Linked DNA regions of Homo sapiens: region 2 is linked to region 1. A link is an interaction called in ENCODE POLR2A ChIA-PET data of the cell type or tissue named here. Cell type or tissue: IMR-90. All regions are shown on one strand. Links, peaks and the distances in the headings refer to the core of each region. The heading gives the core; the rest is flanking DNA.

Region 1 (2,926 bases), core at 146-2,645:
TTTTAAAATATTTATTTTTGAAAATAAAAATTATTTTTAAAAGAGTAATGTTACCTACAACATTCAAAAGATGTGGTAAAGATAATACTAAATAAAGAGCAAAGAGTATTCAGGAGATTCATATACAAGTTAGGATGCAATTTTCAAAACAAGTTCAGGCAAGAAATGCAGAGAAGAGACACAATAGCAGTAATGGTATTCCAGACACTCCAATTTATTCACAACTTGTTCAACACCCCTTCTCAGCTGGGTTAGTGTATCAGTTATCTGTTACCACAGTAATGCCGTGTAACAGCCATGACAGAAAACACAAAATCCCCCTGGCATATGGCAATAAACTCTTCTTACTCACAAGTCTTTAGGTTGACTAAGCATTTTATTGATCGAAGCTGAGCTCATCAAGACTTAGTTATGTGTCTATTGCCAGCTGTAGGGCAATTAAACAGTCAACCCTGGATGAACTTGCTCACAAGCGTGTGCCATCTTGCTCTATTCCACATGACTGCTCACCAGCAGGCTCATCCAGCCTTATTCTCATGGCAAAGTGAGAGCAGCAAGAGGCAACAAGAAGAAAAACACAGGGCCTCTAAAGACCTGGGCTCAGAACTGGCACACTGTTGGTTCCACACATGATTTATGCCAAGGCTAGTATAGACTCAGTGTCTTTAATGGAAGGAGTAAGCAAATCGAGACCATTGCCACCATCAATCCCACCTCAGTTGGACAAAAACTATCTTGGCGGATACTTTTTCCAGTTTACTTACTTCGTTCACTGTGAGAATTAAGAAGCCAGACAGAGCAGGGATTACCTCTATTTAGGGTTTGTTTGTTCGCTTTAAATAGATCCTTATGTGTTCCTGCTTGAGATCATTCCCTGATATGGGAGCATCCTTATCAGTTGACCTAGACCTTCCTAGAGTATTGTAACCTAAGAAAAGTAAGGCCCATATTCTTCAGAAATGCAGTCTGAAAAAAGCTAATGTCTCTGATTATTTACCTAAGAGAGGACAGAATTATATGCTGGGAAGGTTAAAGTCAGTGACAGGCCACCTTCCGGTCATGATGTCAATTATATTCTTGCCAGAATGCCTGTAAAGCCTTCTCAAAGGAGATCTTGAAAAACAAGGTGAAGAAATAACACATAAGACTATATTCCCGTTTTTAGGAAGTCACAATACACCTTAGTTTTATACACTGTTGGTTGGCAGACCAATACCCATTCCCTCTTCCTTTCTTAACTAAAAGAGCCTTGATTTTGCTTTAGGACAGCAATGCATCAATTAAAAATATTGCTTATTCCAGACTCACTTACAGCTAGTGATAGCTGCATGACCTATTATTTCCTGGCAGTGAGACATAAGCACAAGTTAACTAAGTGGACAACTGAGAAAAATATATTTCTTTCCAGAAATAAAGGAACATATTTCCTGTTCTCCACTTTCCACCCTGGACTCTTTCAGGTGTTTCCTGCCTAGAAGTGCAGCAGCCACCGTATGAGCATGAGAAAGAAAGCCCCACACTATGCCAGGGAGGCTGCAGGAGAATTCAGAAAGGAGACTGCGTACTGGAGGCATCCTGGAACTGACATTCCATTCTGGATGACTGTGTCTGCATTTATTTTTCTACATAAGAAAAATAAACTCCTACTTGTTTTTATCTTTGCAATCAGATCCCTGTCACATGCAGCCAAATGCAAATCTAAATAATTTGTGAGTTCTAAGAATTTCTGCACTGAAAGAAAAACCTTCCTAGCTAGATTTAGTCATTCCACAACATATGTATATTGTACACCATAAATATACACAATTTTATCTATCAATTTAAAAATAATATTAATAAAATAATAAAGATGTGAAAGACCTAAATAAATAAGGGGTAAAAAAGCTCAGTCCTTCCCAAACTTATTTGCACACAGCACTTTTTTTAAAAGTAATTTATTTTTACCTTCTATAGTATATGAACAATGCTTCACAGAATATCTGTTTGGAAAATTCCATTTTCTTTTGTGTTATATAACTTTTACCTTGAATGGCCTGTTTCCTGGTTAAAGTACTGCATTAATGAAATCAATGTGTGAAACAGATCTTTATATGGACAAATCATCTTGTAACACCAGCTATCTCAGAATAGACATCATTTGCTTATCCATGATCCCGTTCATCAAAAAATATTTATTGGTCACCTAATAGGTTCCGAACTTTGCTAGGTCCTGGGGATAGAAAGATAACTTAATCCAGTTCTCAAATCTTTGTTAGCTTAAGGTTAGTGTGACAAGACAATTATTTATAATGTATCTAAAATTCTCTGTTACCACAATTTAAGGACATTCCAAGCATCCAGGGCACACCATCATGATTCTCCTGATTCATGAATATTAACCTAACGCTGTCAGGTTCATGGGGAAAAAAACTGGATACTCAAGAAGGATTTGAGCCAACTATCCAACATTTACATATTTTTAAAAATTATTTTTATTGAGACATAATTGATGTACATATTTTCAGGGTACATGTGATAATCTGATACATTCATATAATCAAATCAGGGTAATTAGGATATCCATCACATTAAATGTTTAGCTTTTCTTTATGCTAGGAACATTCAAATTATTCTCTTCTAGCTATTTTGAAATGTTTAATAGACTAATGTTAACTATAGTCACCCTTCTGATCTATCAAACACCAGGTCTTATTTCTTCTATCTATTAGTAACTGTATAATTGTACCCATTAATAATCTCTCTTTATTCCCTCCTTTCCCACCCTTCCTGGCCTCTGGAAATCTATCTATCTCCATGAGCTCCACCTTTTTAGCTCACACATATGAGTGAGAACATGCTATATTTGTCTTTCTGTGCTTGGTGTATTTCACTTAACATAATGCCCTCCACTTCCATTCATGTTGCTGCAAATAACAGGATTTTATTC
Region 2 (2,926 bases), core at 314-2,813, 580 kb after region 1:
CGTGAGACCTCGAAAGTGGGAAAGGAGACAGCAGTAAGGACGATACAGAAATAGGCACAGAGAAACCAGCAGGTACCAAGGATGTCATCAAGCAATTTCCACAGAAAGCAAGCATGGATTAAAAGAGAGAAGCCAACAAATTTGTGGTCATTTGAAGCCTAAAGACACATTTTAAAACATTTCTTAATTTCTTTAAGTTTCTATCTTTTTTCCTCCTATGGAAGAAATCTACCCAATATAACATAAACCACTAATACTGTTCTCTAGGCAGAACATAGTTCCGTGAGCCAATGCAGGCTGGTTTCAGGGAAACTAACAACATTATTGATTTTAGTCAGGCTTATTAGAATCAGTGTTACATGCCCTTTTCCTCTACCAGATTGTATTTGGACTTCATTATGAAATCTCATTACATTAAGAGGAGGCTGCGATGAGTTCTGTAAATAAAAAATTTCCAAAGATGGATTTGTTAAAATTAGTATATCTGTGAAATCTGCTTTGGGTATCAATCTGTCAAGAAAGGGAATCATATATTTTCTGATTAGACCTTGCTTTTTAAAAAATATTGGGAATATTCACCAATTCTAGCAGCATACAGGAAAGCTTCCCTTGTTTTCCTGTTAGGAACTCCTGTGCAACATATTGTCACAGAACCTGGGTGAGACATCGCATCACATAATGATTACAGACAGCTTGAAGGGATGAACATGGCTTTTTCCTCTCCATGCAGCTCAGTAACACAATAGGCTCGTGAATCCCAAACTGAGAGCTATGAAAATGGAGTCAAGTCTGTAGCTGGCAATGCCTGGGATTTTTAGTGCAGGAATACGGAGGACTAAAAGAGATTCGAAACACCCAACCCTTCCATTTCTGCTTCAATATGTGGCGTATCATTTGGATTAGGCAACTTAAGTGAATTGATAAAATTGATGAAAATGAACTGATAGAGGAAATTACTTTTCCAAAACAAACAATTGCAATATGTACTTTTCTCTTAGACACTCACTCCTGTGTCTGTTTATTCAGTATCTGCACGCACAACCTTGTAAATACTGAAGAAAATGATGAAAACTGTTTAGTCAGACAGCTTAGTGCTTTCTCGTCCAAAATTATAACCACAAACTCAACACCAAACCAAGTAGTGTGGTTTCACTGAGAACTGAGAGAGCAGTTGTGGGATTTTCATTTAAGAGGCAGGGAATGATAAGGCATTAGAGTGAACAAGTGCTGTCGCAAACCTCTTCCCTGCATCTCTCTATCTGCTGCCCTGGTAGAACCCTGTATCCCCTTGATCCCAGAATGCTTCCCTCCCTCCCTCCCACCCAGGTGACATTTAAGACCTCTCTTGTTAGCCCAGTGCTGTGGCTTATGCCTGTAATCCCAGCACTTTGGGAGGCCGAGGCAGGTAGATCACCTCAGGTCAAGAGTTCGAGACCAGCCTGACCAACATGGCGAAACCCTGTCTCTATTAAAAATACAAAAAATTGGCTGGGTGTGGTGGTTCACACCTGTAATCCCAGAACTTTGGGAGGCTGAGACGGGTGGATTACCTGAGGTCAGGAGTTCAAGACCAGCCTGACTTACAAGGTGAAACCCCATCTCTACTTAAAAAAAAAAATAGCAAGAATTAACTGGGTATGGCAGTGGACGCCTGTAATCCCAGCTGCTCAGGAGGCTGAGGCAGGAGAATTGCTTTAACCCAGGAGGCAGAGGTTGCAGTGAGCCAAGATCGTGCCACTGCACTCCAGTGGGGGCAACAAAAGCAAAGCTCCATCTCAAAAAAAAAAAAAAAAAAAAAAGATCCAGGTGTGGTGGCAGGCGCCTGTAATCTCAGCTACTTGGGATGCTGAGGCAGGAGAATTGCTTGAACCCTGCAGAAGTTGCAGTAAGCTAATCACACCACTGCACTCCAGCCTGGGCAACAGAGTGAGGCTCTGTCTCAAACAAAAACAAAAACAAAACCAAACACAAACAAACAAAAAAACCTCTCTTGTTCAGGGCATTGTTACAATTTATTGGATTCATTCTGATAAGGGAGAAAGACCTAAGCATGGAGATACAGAGTAGAATATTACAGTGTGGGAGAGTCACACAGACAGGTTGGGAGAACTCTCAGGACTCAGATCTCCTGGTGCAGGGTAGGAGTTGCAGTGACAGGTTGATTTCTCCCATCTCTTCCGACATGGGTTTCCCCATGTGCCACTCCCTGTAGATTAGTAGTGGGGTCACGAATATACTCAAACCACACTAGCATGCTGGGACAATGTGTGTCTTTGTGTTCTGTAATTGATCTGAGTCTCCTTTATGAGCCCCCTCTCTCCTGAATACTTCAAGTTGCCAGTTAGCAAGATATCAGTCACCTCTGCTTTAACCAGTCTCACTTCAGCCTCTGGTTCATCCATCTGGCCTCTTCCCAGGGCTGCCTCTGTGCTACTGATCCTGCACCATGGGGAATTGGCTTGGTTCCAAAGGCTGAGGATGTCCTAGGGACCTGGAGTCTCAAATAGCATGCTGGCACTTGTCCCAGCATTCCTGAGTTCCCCGATGACTGTAAGTTTTAAGTTATCATCCCCTCTTGGGATATGACTCCATGACAGGAAGGGGGCAGAGAAGGAGAGTTGTCTGCATATCTAGATGCACTTGCACTCTCTACCTTTGCTTCTTTTCTTCCTGCTATGCCTCACTGCTGGAAATATTGGGCTTTTATTTTACTCATTCGTCCTATTTGATAGGGACTTTTCCTATATCCTGCATTCTCCTTGTAGACCCCAGCATCATAACCTCATTCCCAGTGATATTTTTTGGATATTTGTCCCCTTTATATCTCACGTTGAATTATAATCCTCAGTGCTGGAGGTGAGGCCTTGTGGGAGATGTTTGGATCATGGGAGCAGGTCCCTCATGGCTTGGTGGTGTCTTTGTGATC

What was found. ChIA-PET counts read pairs that join two places held together with the same protein. Peaks named below come from ENCODE experiments on the same cell type or tissue, not always from the same donor. Only the 100,000 strongest peaks of a DNase experiment are listed, where the experiment ranks them.
Region 2: POLR2A ChIA-PET joins it to region 1 with 5 read pairs; 2 of 35 experiments call an interaction of 5 or more read pairs at or near these places.

What each region holds. Positions count from the first base shown.
Region 1 is chr1:96,387,560-96,390,485 of GRCh38, forward strand. No RefSeq gene overlaps it. Among named protein-coding and RNA genes, the nearest start is that of LINC01787, 15 kb to the left of the region's middle. In IMR-90, for the core only: no CTCF peak of the experiment used is centred there; a DNase peak (open chromatin) is centred at 1,602.
Region 2 is chr1:96,971,323-96,974,248 of GRCh38, forward strand. No RefSeq gene overlaps it. Among named protein-coding and RNA genes, the nearest start is that of DPYD-AS1, 120 kb to the right of the region's middle. In IMR-90, for the core only: no CTCF peak of the experiment used is centred there; no DNase peak of the experiment used is centred there.